Regions from separate parts of the Homo sapiens genome. Here region 1 is linked to region 2. Evidence: chromatin loops called from intact Hi-C (ENCODE). Cell type or tissue: heart left ventricle. All regions are shown on one strand. Links, peaks and the distances in the headings refer to the core of each region. The heading gives the core; the rest is flanking DNA.

Region 1 (8,344 bases), core at 176-8,175, 54 kb after region 2:
ACCGTGGCTAGCATATTCTTTTTAAAATGAAAAAGCATGGTTCTCTTTCCCCTGCTTTTTTGGCAGCAATATAGTACAGCAGAAAACAATATAGATTTTTGAATCAGAAAGCCCTGGGTTCGAGGCATTCATCTACCCTGTGTCTACATAGGTTAAAAAGTGGATAATCATGATGATGCTGACTTCACAGGTAGCCATGAGAAATTGCACTGGGAAGACCGAATAGAATCCAGACATCTCGTTCTCCTCTTTCTGGAATCCAGCCCTTGAATCCCCTGCAGAGTTAAGAACATCCTCTTCTGTACATCTGACATGTGCGTGCATTCATTCATTCATCAATCTGCACCTACTGTGTATCTATTATTAATATTTAGCACTGTGTTGATTTGTGTCCTGAAGGTGTGTCCCAAGTGCATGAAGTTGGGGAAGAGGACAGGAGAGAAGAAAAAACCTGGGTAGGAGTTGAGGTTATGGATTCACTGGAACTGAATATGCACAAATTAAAAAGACAAAGGCTGAGGATGTTCTTCTGGGGAACACAGACATTTCAAGGGAGGGCAGGAGAGTTGTTCAGTAATGAACGCTGACACTGTGTCATGGAACACTGAGGACATGTGGTCAGTGGAGCAGGAGGAGAACTGAGAACCACAGCGGTGGAAGTTGCAGATGAGGGAGAGTTCCAAGAGGCAAGTGGAAGCATACCAAATGGTTCCAAGTGTCCCTTTGATTGGGCAAGGCTAGGACTTCTGTGACCTTGATGGAGTGATGGTAAAGAATGCCAAATTGCTATGGGTTGAGAAGTGGATAAGAAGGAGAATGTATAGGTTTCTTGAAAGAAGCCTGACTCTAAAGGCAAGAAGGCAGTAAAAGAGACAAACAGGGCTAAGAGCTTTGTATTTTCAGACTGGACAATGTTGTGATAAGTTTCAGATAATTTTGCTTGCCACAACAATTTAAAATTTGCAGTGAGATAAGGTTTCTAAAACTGTAAAATGTCAATGAATCTGTGAGCACATTTTAATTATTAAAGTACAAATTCTAATCTAATCTAGCCATAGAAGTTGTCAGAAATGGAGGGAAAATATATTTTTAAAATTTTTTTAAATTCTTTTTTTCCAGATAAAATCTAAGATTTTGACTAGTGAAATCCTTTGGGGGTAAAAGGACATGTCCACATACTTTTCTGTGGTCTCCTTTGAGGCCTCAGCATTCGACTTGGATGTTTCTTTCCTGAGTTAGAATTAGAAGTGAAGAGAACCAGAACCATTGTCAGTTCATATTTCTGTTCCATTTCTTGTCACAAGAGGTTTGTGAAATGAACACAATTTTGCTTCACTGCTTGGTAAAGCCAAAGCCCTCACTACCAGGCTGGTCATTGGCTGTTTCTCAGTTATTCATGTAAAAGTGTTATTTACATGTATTTTACTGGACCAGCCTGACCTCTGTGGCAATAAGGAAACAAATGCTGAACTTAGTGTACTGCTAGGGCTCCAAGAGGTCCCAGTAGGTGTGTATGGGACCAGGAGGTATATATAGGACCAAGAGGTGTGTATGGGACCAGGAGGTGTGTATGGGACCAGGAGGTGTGTGTGGGACCAGTCGTGGTCACCCCATCCCTCTCCTGCTGCCTGTTTCTCCTGGAGCATTCTGGTTTGGGAGTGAGGGCCACTCAGAGGAAAAGTGACCAGGGAACATGGATCCTCTTTGCACTGTGGTCAGAACAGGTGCTAGATATTAAGCCTCTGGGTCCATGAGGAGCTCCTTCCCAGTGGAAAGGGTCGTAGGAATGGTTCCTCATGGATATTCTATTTAGTCAGGAACTGTAATGACTTCTGCAGCAGTTCTCCCTGACCCCTCGTCTCCCAGGTATCTCTGCTGTCACTCCAGCCCTGCTCTAGGGAGTTCACCTGGGACTCAGCCTGTGCCTGCATAGAAACTAAGGAGGAATCCATATTTAGAGATGGCAAACTTTTCTTTGATGTTTCTTCTTGGCTTCAGATAGATTTTCTATTCCTTGATAGATAAAAGATGTAAAGAAACAACACTGAGCAATGACCAGCCTCCCATTCTTGGGAGTTTCATATGGAGCCTCCTCCCACCCTCCTGTCTAGTCCACAGGGTTCCCTGATCTCAGATTTGTCTTTCTCTTCACTTTCAAAATTAGATAAAGAAACATATCTATTCTTGGAGTACATCACTTTTCTCCACTCTCCCTCTCCTCATTTAGAATCCTATGTTTTGACATAATTTATCATGGATTGTCACCCTTGATGATTAAAAATGGCACTAATGAGATGAGGCTTGTCAAGACTTGATCACAGGGTCTCTATGTTCTGTCGGATGGTAATAGGAATCTTCAAGAGACTTTGAGAAAGCAGAAAGTGTGAGAACAAATTATGGATTCTTGTGGATGAGGGCAAAGGTGAGATGAGGCTATCTCGAATCAGCTTCCTTAAGGAAATCGAATGCTGCTGTAGCAGTTCTACCCTTGACTGTGTGTGAACAGTGCACCAGGCAATATGGAGTGAATCCTAAGACTTAAAACTAGATCATCACAATCGTAGAATCTTCAAAAACACAGGTGGGATGTTCTTGCTGTGGTTGGGACTGAACTATGATTATTTTATTTGGGTGACAAACATAACATGAAAGGCTGACAGATTTATTAGCTTTCTATTGGTTTCATTTAGAATACACAAGCTGACCCCAGACAGATGCGACCAAGTTTGCATGCTCCTCCAGTGGAGCATGTTTGAGATCCATCTTTTATTCTCCATCAGTGTGGTGTAGCCAGCAACTTGGCAGCAGTTCATTAGGAAATGAGTATCCAAAAATAAGCAAATCACAAAATCCATCAGGTTTCTCCCATATGAGTTTATAGATTATAAATGTACCTTATTTGTACATACCCTGAACACCATAAATCAGATTTTTTTTTTTTGCTGGACTATAGGCAACTATTTCATTCAGATATTTGGATAATCAGTTTATTTTTATGTCTAGAACAATTTCTCTAACTCATGTAAGGACTTAATTTACTGAATGATTTGTATCTGACTGTAACTTGTGATTTAAAAAAAAAATTGTACACGTCAGTTTAATATTGTTTTAGAGAGTAGGAACTTTGGTATGTCCTGAGCGCACACTTTGATCAGACCTTCCCAACGGAACACACGTCCATGTACACGTCGTTTGAAGATAAACATACCGTAGATTATAATGCTCAGTCCTGGTCATGAATTGAAACACTTGTTAGAAAGACAAAAAATAAGAAACAAAATTAAATTATTAAGTGAAAGCATTATTTTTGTCTCATGTTACTGTTCTTCATGTCTCATATGGTACTAAAGGATGAATCATGGTATGTTGCCGGTCGACCCATAGATTTAAAACAGCTTACTTCACCGTGAATGCAATTATGCATTTTGGGGTTTTCATGAAGAAGCAGCTGCCAGAAGGAATGGGTGCTAGGGAGTGTTCATATTTCGTGAAAGCTATCTTGGTGCATTGCCTCCTTCACTTGAATTAGCACTCGATTGTCCTAAAAGAAGGGGCTGAAGACTCAGCAGAGTTGGAAGAGACCTCCGATCTCGTTAGTATAACAGCAGCTGCCTGAATTTGCTCACATCAAATTGCAGCAACTTGTTTCATTCTGGTTTTGCTGTCTTACTTTGTAAGAGACACAAATGCATTTCACATTTTAAAAATATCCTCACACAGATTGAGAACTACATAACAACTTGAGAACTGGTCAAACCTCTCACTTCTTAGATATCTTTCATTCCCATTTGGGTTGGACAGGCTAAAGAATGAAAGTGTGTCATTTTTGACATAACATTTTCAATTCTAAACCAAACAACTGGACTGGAAGGGGTAACAGTGCTGAGTTAATGCCATTAATTCTGCATTAAAAATTATACTAATGTATTTTTTTCCAAATTACCTATAGGGATAGTATATAGGGATAGGTCATATTTCAGAAGTGTTCCTTTGCGATGTTTGAAGTGATCCTTGTGGAAACAAACATTGTCACAAAAATTCTCACCCAATAGGCCAGGCGTGGTGGCTCAGGCCTGTAATCCCAGCACTTTGGGAGGCCAAGGTGGGTGGATCATCTGGGGTCAGGAGTTCAAGACCAGCCTGGCCAACATGGCAAAACCCCGTTTCTACTAAAAATACAAAAATTAGCCAGACATGGTGGCGGTTGCCTGTAATCCCAGCTACTCAGGAGGCTGAGGCAGGAGAATCGCTTGAACCTGGGAGGCGGAGGTTGTAGTGAGCCAAGATTGCACCACTGCACTGTAGCCTGGGAGACAGTGTGAGACTCTGTCTCAAAAAACAAACAAACAAAGAAACAAAAACCAACCAAACAAAAAAAAAACTCACCCAATAAAATAGAGTAGTTCTAGAATAAGAAAAATTAATAGATAATTAAAAATAGAAGAGAGAAATATTCAGGCCAATAATGCTAAAATGAAATGTGTGGTTGCGGAGGCTGAGGGATGCTGAAAGCACAACTCTGTCTGGAACTAATGGAAAAGGGGCTACATTATTTGAAGTTGATAAGAATCAACTGAAATGGAAGGAATGGATGGAATGGAAATACATTTCCTAAGTATACACAAATTACTGTGCTATAATTTTAAGGCCATGTAAAAGTAAAGATGAAATTGAAAAGATAAGACTACCCAAGTTCAAGATTCTCATTCTGTAAAAAGAAACAGATCTTATGTTTCTTCTTGGGGAATTACATCAAATATGTTAACTGAAGTTATTTCAGGGTAATTACAACAGAAATTAAATTGAGTTTCGGGGACATATTAATAAAACAGTCTATTGGCAACACAATTTCAGGCCCACAGATATATTACCCAGTATAATATTTTCAGTGCCCTATACAATAATTTTTCTGAGCATGGAGGTATATATAGATGTTATACTGATGGGTTTATATTGATGAACAGAGAGATCCTTTTTCATTAGATTTCTAGCTTTGACCTTTTAAAAATTATTATTATTAGAGTCAGACATTCCCCAAAGGCAATCCTTACTTCAAAACTACAGGGATCAGTGCTTCAAATTTGCTCTAGTTAGAAACTGACAATAGTAAGTTGAGTTGGAGGAGCGACAAGAATGTGACAGCCTCTCAGTGGCTGCATCTCCCAGCACCAGGGCCTGGCTGCTCTTCAGTTCTTTTGGGAACCAGTGAGGGCAGCTCAGTGTCACAGAACTGGTTATGTGTAAAGCCAAGTCTGGAACACAGGTTTCCCAATTTCCTCACCAATACCTTTTCACTAAGCTGTTCACAAAGGGTTCATGTAAATTGACATTTGGCATATTTATGAACAGAGTACACTCATTTCATTAAAAAACAAAACAAAAAAAAACAACAACAACAACAAAAAACAAGCTATCTTCCTTACTGGGAGCTGGAGGGTTTGATTTGTCCATGTTTATGCAGAAATTGAAAGCTGGGCAGGATGGAGTTAGTCTCTGTATGCTTCTAGCTTTCGTTGATACTACTCTCTAACATTCTTTCTAGAAGACATTCTATCTTAGCTTATGAGGTGGCATGTATATTTTTAGGCCTTAATTTCCCATAGTGGTTGGATTAAAAATACACAATTTTAAATTTAATAACCCTGGTGTTTAATCTGGAATATAGGCTTAATATTATGATAAAATAATGTTTTGTTTCTAACACGAAGACTGACGACTAGAAAAATTGCAAATTTAGCACAACAGCCAAAGTGAGTTATGCCAGACTGACAAGATTACTTTTTACATCAATGTACTAACTTTTTTTTTTTTTACTAAATGATGCTTAAGTATCAGAACTTATGACTTGAGTTATTCTTAGATCAGTGAAAAGTCTCATTTTTAACATTGCCCTTAATTGTTCCTCCTATAAAGACCTGACAGTTTTTGACAAAAGAAAGAGGACAGCAAACATGTTCTCCGGTTGGAATGAGCTTTGAGGAAATTATGCCCCTTTCCCCCTACCACATAAGTTCCAGCCAAAAGATAGTTTTCCTGTTAGGTTAAGTGCTATGTAATTACAAAATCACGTTCAAGAGAGGGAAAAACATAGTTGGCAGAATTGGGGAGTTTTGAAACACGTGAGCCCATGCCAGCAGCATTAGGTGGGGATCCAATTTCAATTCTGGTTTTCAAGAATGCAACTAGTTTTGGCTCATCTTTCATTGGAGTGCCAAGGAGCTTTTGCTCAGCTTGGTTGGAAGAATTCTTTTGATTCTCCAGCGCATTGACTTAATTAAGCTTCAGCATCATGGAATATGTGAACCAAAGCTGGCAAATTTACTGAATAAATTTACCTACTACGTAATTGCCTTAATGATAGCTTTCTACATACGTCTTCTAGAATACCTGCAGTCTACATGTGTTGATGTTAGGAAAACTCCAGGGTATACCTTATTGGATTGCTGGAGCATGGAGAATAGCATAATGACTTTTAAAAATTTAATAAAAAAGATAGTGGGGAACTAAAAAGGTTTTGAGGAAGAATTTCTAAAGCTCTTAAGTGTGGCCATTGATTTATATATGAGGGATAATCAGAGCCTTGACCACTAAAATAAGGAATTTATGGTCTGGTTACATTTCCACATCTAAGATTTCTCTGACACTGTCTTCTGTCACTTTCAGTACTAGTTCAATGTCATGCTCATGTTGCTGTTTTTAGCATTTTGTTTCATTATTATTTTTTAACAGACAAGGACTGGCTCTGTTTTCCAGGCTGGAGTGCATGATCATATCTCACTGCAGCCTTGAACTCCTGGACTCAAGCAATCTTCCTGCCTCATCCTCCTGGGTAACTGGGACTACAGGCATGCACCACCACACCTGATTAATTTTTACATATTTTTGTAGAGATGGGGGTCTCACTCTGTTGGCCAAGCTGATCTTAAACTTCTGGCCTCAAGTGATCCTCTCACCTTGGCCTCCCAAAACACTGGGATTATAAGTATGAACCTCCATACCTGGCCTTGTTTTTAGCATTTTAATTTCATAAAATGTATTGATAAGAATGGATGGTAAAGAATCTGTAAGTAATCTTTGCAGTCTTCAACCTATTCTGGAAACCATAGTACCATGTAGTATGCTTGGAAAAGAAATACTTTTCCAGGTTTTTCTATAAACAAAGCAATGTACAGAAAATAGAGTGAATGGGAGGGATTTAAAAAAATATTAACCCATTTTTAAAACCTATTGAAATTCCATTAAAATCAGAGACTTACCCCCTTTATGCTTTCCTAAATTCCACAGAATTCACATTAATTTAATTGCAATTTATGCAAATTTATCATACAGAAATCCAAGATGGAGTGATGAGTTGAGCCGAAAGATAAAAACAATTACCATCAGGACTGTGTCTGATGATGGGCAGTGTACCTTAAAAGGAGAAAAATTCCTCCTTTAAGCTGGGAAGCCAAAAAGGCAAAGGGAATAAAACTGTTTCCCATGGGGTATGTTTGAGGCACGGAGTGCTTATCACAGAGAAGACTCTAGTGGGCCCAGAGCAGGGTTGGCACACAAGATACAGCAGATATTTGATGAACGCATGAATAACAGCATTCAAAAACTCTGGGATTATCATGTGAGGAAGGAATTAGATCGGTTCTGTTTGATCCCACAGACAGAATTAGGTTCTATTCTGCTCAATAAAAGGAAGAACATTTTTATCTTCCGGCTGTTTACAGGAGGATGGGCATTCTCTCAGGGGGATTCCTGCCCAGCCCAGACTAGATGACCCCATGGCGTGGGTGCAGTAGACAGGACCCAAGAAATGTGCGGAAGGTGGGCACGCGTGGCTTTGGTGGCCTTCAGTGACTTTGGTGGCCCCCTTTGTGTCTGATGTACTGTAAAGTGATCTTTTGTTGTTGTTGGGTTGTTTTCTTGGATTCCCACTTGATTTCCTTCTTGGCAAATGTTGAGGCTTTAATAGTGCTCTTGGACTTATTAAATAAAACTAAACAGAACAAAAAAAAAAGCCATGGGTGAGATTAGGCAGGCCTGATGGCCCACGGTAAGTCCTTAATTGCAATAATCTTTATGTCTGCATGGCACATGGAACATCTGTTACCCCTGCATTTTTGCTTTTTATTTTTATTTATTTATTATTATCTAAAAAATGACAGCTAACTTAAAAAAAAAGACTTTTTAAATAGAGTCTAGATAGTGGGTAACAGATAGAGGAATCACAGTAACAACTGTAATAGTACATACCTTCAAACCACTAACTGTGCCAGGCACTAGTCTAAGAAATATAAATATAAATATAAATATGTATAAAATATACATATATACTCTCAATTAATCCTCACAA
Region 2 (8,344 bases), core at 181-8,180:
TATGTCCATGTGAATTCCAGTATTTATGGAATATTTATCTGAAATTCTGAAAGATACACTATCTTAGATTTTCCCACATAACCAATCATTCTTCCCAGAGTAACATTTATATAAATTTATATGTGTAGCAAAACAACATGACTTATAGTTATCTAGAGTATCCCTCATCAGAGGAGTATTAAGGGTTTTTAAGAAGTGATTATTAAGTTATAAGCACTTAAACTTATATAGAAAGTTATATTCAGAGTATGGCCATCTCTCAGAATGGCTTGGTGGATTATCCTGTATTCATTTCTTATATTCACACAAATAAAACTGTTGTCATAGTGTCCTTGTTACCCTTTTGCAAATTTAGCGACATACCTTTGCCATTTTTAGTAAGGAGATTCATTTATGCTGACATTGCAGGGTCTGTTGTAGTCAGCTCTGATGGGTGGAGGTTTTGCAGTGGGATGGGAAGTGATGTACTGCTTTATATCCTTTTGTTGATGGTATATTCTATATGATTTTTACTCTATTTTTTGCATATCATTATTTGCTGTAGAAATGTAAAATCCTGAGCGAATAAGAAACAATTCACATAATTTTGTTTCAGAATGGACCACCAAATTTGGCAGTGTAAAATGCTGTTACTTATTGCTGTAGACAAAATGAACACTTTCAAAGTTAATTCTGCATAGCTGAAATTCTTTGACAACAAAATAAATTCTGGATACTAGTAGAAAATTTATGGATTTCAATTAGAGTTTGTAGTGTGTCATAATTCCAGTTTTATATTCCATGCAGTTCAGTTTTGGGTTTTTAATGGGGCCAGTGCAGTAATAATAAAAATGATTCAAAATGCACCCAGTAATTACAGAGATTTGCTGTTGCGTTTGCATTAAAAATGATGATGATTTATGCTCGGTGAAATTGTGGTCTGTGGCTCTATTTAGGGCATTCTTGCTATTAAGCTGCTTATTAGTTATGGTCAGTGATTTAAAGCTTAAGACCTACATTAGAGGACTGTAAAATTATTTATTCTTTAATAGATAATAGTAAATTTGAAGCAGACATTAGATTAATTATAATCTTGTACATTAACGAATACGGATTAGTCCTTTGTCTCTTTTTAGGTCTTTTGAAATTCAAGTAAATGGAAAATGAGTTGATTGAGTTAGAGAGTTCAGTGAATTTACTTTTGCCTCCTGGTTTGTAAATAGTTAACACCTTTTCCAAATTTCTCATTGTGGGTCCTTCTCCACACTAAACAAATGCAAGTTCTTGCAATAACTTGTCTTTGTTCCATGTTGACATTCCTTAAATTAGCTGAAAAGATCTGAGAGGGAGGCTTTTTGCCTGATTTGGGGGCAGGGGCTGTGGGGGATGGAAATGTAGTTAAGGATAAGCGGACTTTAATTTGGCATTGCAGAAGGGAGTTTGTCATTATTCCTATTACTAGTAATTATGTATAAATTTACATATATGTGTGTATATATTTATACTCAGGTGCACACAAGTACAAATGTGTGCATGTGTGTGTGTATATATAAAACACAGACACACACATATATACATACATAAATCAGGTTATATACCTTTCTTTATATTTTATGTAAGACAGAAATCATCTAATATAAACATCAAAGTGTATTAGGATAGGAATTTCTTGTAACATTAATTAAATTTGATATTCAAATTCCTGTGTAATGCTTGGGTGTTATGCTAAAACAAGATAAATATCTAAGAGAAAGAGACTGCATATAAAGCTGTTAAATCAAATGAGAAAATATGTGGGTATTATTCAGGATAAGGTAGGGTATGGTTTAATAAGAAAATATCTGCCCCACCTCCAACCCCCAAATTCGAAACCTTAACATAATAAATGCTTATTTCTGGCTCCTGCGAAGTCCTTAGGGTCTGTGGAGGCTTTCTTCCATTCAGTGACTCAGGGGTCCAAGCTCCCTCCATCTGGTGGCCTATCATCTTAAAACATGACCTCTTCAGGGACAAGTGAAGACTGGCGCAGGATGATTTTTAAGACTGAGGCCTGGGCTGGGCGCGGTGGCTCACGCCTGTAATCCCAGCACTTTGGGAGGCCAAGGCGGGTGGATCACCTGAGGTTGGGAGTTCGGGACCAGCCTGACCAACGTGGAGAAATCCCATCTCTACTAAAAATACAAAAATTTACCTGGTGTGGTGGCGCATGCCTGTAATCTCAGCTACTTGGGAGGCTGAGGCAGGAGAATCTCTTGAACCCAGGAGGTGGAGTTTGCGGTGAGCCAGGGTCGCGCCACTGCACTCCAGCCTGGGCAACAAGAGCGAAACTCTGTCTCAAAAAAAAAAAAATAGAGTGAGGCCTGGAAGTGACTTCTGTTATTTCTGCTTACATCCCATTGACCAGAGCTCCATCAAGTGGCCCCAACCTATCTGTAAGAGACCCTGGGAACTAAAGCCTTTTTTGTGTGTGTGCTAAGAAAGAGGAAAATCAAATGGCATTAGATGAATACAGAGTTTTGTCTGCTGTAGTATGTAAAATGCTTCTGAACTCTCTGAATATAATCATGTGAATTTACAATCAGAAAAATGCCAAAAATGCATGGCATCTTTTAAAAAATTTCTTGATATCCCCATTCCCTTCTGCCCTATGTGCTAAGAATTGGAAAGAAAATTAGCTGGTTGTATCTAGATTCCTATCACTAGTGGCTTGGTACACTGTAGTTTATTCTAGTTACTCTGCCTCTTTCTTTCTTTAGAGTAGTTGATGGCCTCACCTGAGAATAACACCATACAGCTGGGCAGCGTTGGCGTTTCCCATTAGTCGGTCCCACTTTGGGTCCTGCCTTTCCATCACTGACCTCCTCCCTCTTTCCCCTGTTGAATGCTCTTTTCTTTTGTGAGAATTAATGGTGCACATTCTGAAGGTGGGAAAGAGTCATTATTTAGCTGTTTAACAGAACACCTCGGTTGATAAATTTAGTTACATGTTGCATTAGTTTTCTATTGCTGCATAATAAATAGCCACAAACTTAGCTGCTAAAAATAACATCCATTTATTATCTCATAGTTCTGTGGGTGAGAATTCTGGGCAAGCCTCAAGCTTGACTGGATTCTCTGCTCAGAGTTGCAGAAAGCCAAAATTAAGGTATCAGCCAGCCGGGGCTCCTATCTGGAGGTTCTGGGGGCAGAATCCACTTCCAAGCTCATTTAGTTTGTTGGGAGAATTCCTTGCAGCTACAGACAGGAGGTTCCCGTTTGCTTTGCTGGCTGTTAGCCATGGTCCACTCTCTTGAGCTGGAGGCTGCCCTCACTTCTTTTCATGTGGCGCCTTCCATCTTCAAACCAGCAATGGTGGGTTGGATCTTCGCAGACTTTTAATTTCTCTGACTTATTATTTTCCAGCCAGAGAAACACTATGACTTTAAAGGGCTCAAGGTATTAGATTAGACCAACCCGAGAGAATAATCTCCCTTTTGTCATGTACTGTAAGCTCATCGTGGGAGCGCCATCTATCATATATTCACAGGCTCCACCCACACTCGAAACGGAGGGGATTACACAAGAAGAGGAATCACTGGGGTCATTCTTAGAAATCCGTTGACTGCGTTTATTTCTGCCCAAGAAATATAGCTTAGGAAGGAAGTTTTTTCATGGAACCTGTAGTTTTGCCCAAATGCAGAATTGAAAAGTAAGAAATCTTTCTTCAACAAGAATTAGATACTGATAGGGGAAGAGGAGGTGGCTGAAGCTGGTGGGGAGAGAATATGAATTTTCTTTTAAAGGCTTCTTGATATACAGAAAATACTTAAAGAGCAACTTAATTTAGGTAATGGGCATATAGAATAGTTTACTTCCTTGATTTTCAAATTAAGAACAGCACTCATAAAATCTCATTTAATAAGTTCAACAAGAAAAAATATAATAATAGCCAATTAAGAGAAAGAGATTTAGCGGGGAGTGGGAAGTAGAGAGACAGCACAGAGGGTAAAAGCCATTCAGAGATCTTAATAGATGAACAGTATCCCTTAGAGGATAATGTTGCTAACTATTATTAAAAATCAGGTTGTGATTTTATATGAATGGTTTAATAGTTTTTGTACATGTTGCCTCCTCAGAGAGACCATCATTTCGGTACCCCACCACTCATTATCATATCACTCTCTTACTGTCTTTCTAGAACGTGGCAGAATTTGAAATTGTCTATGTTACATGTCTAATTGTTTATTCTCTGCTTCCCAATTTGAATACAGAATTATGTGTTCCCTGTTAACTTTACCCCAGAATGGGAAATGCAGAGAACCAAGTCCTAGTCCCAGGTCTGTGACTAACTTGCTTAGAAGTCAATTCGTTTGTGATTCTGAGAACAGAACTCATCTCAACATCTATCAAATGAAGAATGTACAGTAGAGGAATTAGATGATTTCAAATGCTTCTCCCAAAGGTATCCTCTATGCCTTTTTTCCCTTTGTTTCCAAAATGATCTGCTTTCTTGATTAGGACTTAATATTTCTAAAAATATTGGGTGGTCATGTGCTGAAAGAAAAGATGGTGCTGTGAAGGAATTTGCACAGGGTTCCCTGAAGTGAATTGTTTCTCTTACCCTTGGCTTTCTCCCCATGAAAATGAAGGCAGAGTATGACAGATTGTATTTCTCCTCTTGAAATCACCTTTCTTGCATTGCCCCTCCCTGCAGGAGTATTATGTGTCTTAACCCTTTGAACTCTGACATGCTTTGGTTAATGAAAGGTGAGTAGAAGTGATGTGGCTCTCTTCCAAGCAGAAGCTTTACAAAACTGTGCATGGTTCACAAATTAAATCTTTTCCCTTAGTCACAATGACTGGCAGTGATCCTGGAGTGAAGAAAATGGCACAGAACCATAGCTGACCCATACTGGATTTGTAGCATGAGTGAAAAATAAAACTTCATTGTTGAAAGCCATTGAAACTGTGAGGTCATTTGTTACTGAAGCAGAACTGGCCCATCCTGACTGATAAACGCCTGATACTTGCGTGCACCAGTTCAAATCATCTTGGCCTGAATTCCTATTGCAGCCACGGTTGAGCAAACAGCTCTGCATGAGTTTCAACCAGCATCACATAGGTGCACCCTAGCAGCTCATTGGTTTAGGCCTGTGCTTCTTGCTTTCAGTCCAGAGGTTCCTCTAACTTTGTCATGTACTCCTGTGGGAACTGACTGGCACTCATACATGTATGAACAGGAAGTGCAAGGATATTAACATCCATGAGACAAACCTTGACAAATGAGTAATGGAAGGTGATGGATAAATGTTTCTCTCCTTGTTCTTTTTTCATGCACAGCTCTGAGATGTATTTCCTAAGGCTCCTGGAAAGGTTTTCCATAATAGAGCAACACATCACCAAGCAGCCAACCCCTTCACACATCGCGTCGGTTTTGGGCTTTCCTTCTTTGTTTCACTCACTCCTTCCTTTTACTCTCTAGGATCACATTCCCAAATAAACTATCTACATATGAGCCTTTGCCTCATGTTTTGTTTACTGGGAGAACATGACTCATCACCAGTTAGATTCTCTTTGAATTGAACCAACTTGAACATTATCCACCACCGGAGCAAATTATGTACTTCTATAGCATGGAGGATTATACTGTACATTTATAGTAACTTGCAGAACACAAACAGTTTGCTACTTAGACTGGAAGTTATTGTTAGATTTGCTGATTTAAAAATAAGTTCTCCCTTCCCCCATTAATCCTCTATCAACCGGCTATTATTAAAAAGTCAAAAATAGGCCATACGAGATGGCTCATGCCTGTAATCCCCACACTGGGGGAGGCTAAGGCAGGAGGATCACTTGGGCCCAGGATTTTGAGACTAGCCTGGGCAACATAGCAAGACCTTTGTCTCTAAAAAAATAAAAACATTAGATGGGCATGGTGGCCCACTTGTAGTTTGAGCTACTTGGGAGGCTGAAGAAAAAGGATTGCTTGAGCCCAGGAGTTTGAGGTTACAGTGAGCCATGATCACTGCACTAGAGCCGGGGCAACAGAATGAGACTCTTGTCTCTCTTAAAACAAAAAGGTCAAAAAATAGCATGTTGAAGGGAAAGGGAACATTTATACTCTGTTGGTGGGAATGTAAATTAGTACAATCTCTATGGAAAACAGTACAGAGATTTCTTAAATAATTAAAAATAGAACTACCATTTGATCCAGCAATCCTGCTACTGGATATTTACCCAAAGGAAAAGAAATTATTATATTAAAAGATACCTGAACTCATATGTTTATCACAGCACTATTCGCAATAGCAAAGATATGGAATCAACCTAAGTATCCATCAATGGATGACTAGATTAAAAAAATGTGGTATATATACACAATGGAATACCATTCGGCCATATAAAAGAGTGAAATTATGTCTTTTGCAGCAATATAGATGGAACTGGAGGCCATTATGTTAAGTTAAACTATTCAGAAACAGAAAGTCAAAACCAGCATGTTCTCACTTTTGAGGTGAGGGCTAAAGAATGTGTACAATAGACCTAGAATGTGGAATAACAGACATTGGAGACTCAGAAGGGTGTGAGGTGGGCAGAGGTGAGGGATGAGAAATTACTTAATGGGAACAATGTACATTATTGGGGTCACCGTTAGACTAAAAATGCCCAGACTTGACTGCTACTCAATATATCCGTGTAACAAAACTGCACTTATACCTCTTATATTTATATATATATATAAACCCTCCCATTATTAGTTCTCAGTCCATCCTGGTGCCATAACACACAGATTTTCGTTGTGAGGCATCCATGTTTTTTGACATTCAGTGATTGAATAGCATGTTGTTAGACACAAATTTCAAATGTGGAAGCACAGTAGAGGGGTTGGGATAGCTGTCATTCTGTAATACCTTGCTGCCCTTCCACTCGAAGTTCTCAGACCACTGACAGCGCCCTGGGGCACAGTTCAGTTGTTAGGTGCCAGGAGAAATACTGTTTCATTTAGGAATTGAATTGGCCAAATTCTCATAGTGTCTAGGCTCTGTTCCCTTTTTGCCTCCTCATCAGTCTATTCCCTAAAAATCATAAAATTACAGCATGATAGAACCGGGTCTTAAAATAATCTAGCTAACTCCCTTATTTCATAGGTCAAAAAACAAGAGGTTAAGGAAAATGCTCTACTTTGTGGGGTGAAGGAGAGAAATTAAGGGGGAATGTAATTTTGGCTGTTAAGGAAATACCATTTTCTTTTAACGTAATTAAGTTCTTGATTGTGATGCTCTTAAATGAACCATGAAATTCTAAGCACTTACCATGCGAGTGTGATTTTTAACTAAGCCTTTTTTTTTCTACCCCCAATCTGAATGTTAAGGTGGCAGATGCATAACTAATCTTAGCTGAATCTATATTAAGAAATCAGCAAGGTGTCTTTATTTAACTTCCATGATGTGTGAATATAATGTAATGTTGAATAGCATGATTTTGCACATTATGTCCTAAAATAAAAACAACTCCCTTAAAGTGATAGTAAAATGCAGTAATGTGAAAGGTTATTTTTTATTCGATCTCAAACGAAATGAAAAGCACAGAAGAAAAGAATTGGAGACCTTATTCTTAAATGTGATTCTTATATATATGTTATATATATATATATATATATATATGTATATATGTATTTTAACATTTTAATTTATATATATGTAATATTTTTAAACCTGAAAAACCAGTGTTTGGGTTTGTATTCTATGTCACACAGAGGAAGCTCCTATCAGCAGAAGAGAGGTTCTAAAATCCTTGTTATCGGAGTTTAAATTTTCTGAAAAATATCCCACCCGTTGAGCTTCTATGTTCTTGCTCTGGGATGTTTCCATGGGTCTGTATTAGTTCCAGGAAATTTGGGTCCTTTCTATTTTATCTCTGGAATTGAGGTTCCTGCAGAAACTACAAGGGATTATCTGTGTTCTTTGCTGTTTAATGTCTTTGCTGCAGTGAGACAGATTCCTGAAGGAGTAAACAATGAAATGTTTTAAGGCTAACTGTGGGAGATTATGTGGAGAGGAAATACAGCTATTCTGAGAGAAGACATATAAAATGTTGGCCTGTTGCTTCTTGAAGTAATACTGTAAAGACCTCTTGCCTGTTGTACATTAACCAATGCAAGCATGTTATAGTTGAAGTTGGGATTCTGGGGTTCACCTTTTTCTCAGTTAATGAATTTTTATTTTAATGTAATTGAATTTTCTTTAAGAATCCAATTTCCACTTCAGAAGATACCATTCCCCTGGGAAAGTGGCTCCCAATCCAAAGAACATAGACCCTTGAGGAATTAATACAAGACTCTTGGAACCTATTTGGGCATCAACCATTGTCAGTGAACATCTGCATA

What was found. A loop is a pair of places that touch in the nucleus more often than their neighbours do. Peaks named below come from ENCODE experiments on the same cell type or tissue, not always from the same donor. Only the 100,000 strongest peaks of a DNase experiment are listed, where the experiment ranks them.
Region 1: it touches region 2 in a loop (2.2-fold over the local background); 3 of 110 quality-filtered maps call a loop at or near these places.

What each region holds. Positions count from the first base shown.
Region 1 is chr6:147,598,411-147,606,754 of GRCh38, forward strand. It overlaps a transcript of SAMD5 not described here. Among named protein-coding and RNA genes, the nearest start is that of SAMD5, 94 kb to the left of the region's middle. In heart left ventricle, for the core only: no CTCF peak of the experiment used is centred there; no DNase peak of the experiment used is centred there; H3K27ac peaks cover 2,278 bases.
Region 2 is chr6:147,544,216-147,552,559 of GRCh38, forward strand. All of the region lies in intron 1 of SAMD5 (sterile alpha motif domain containing 5), which reads left to right. Among named protein-coding and RNA genes, the nearest start is that of SAMD5, 40 kb to the left of the region's middle. In heart left ventricle, for the core only: no CTCF peak of the experiment used is centred there; no DNase peak of the experiment used is centred there; H3K27ac peaks cover 290 bases.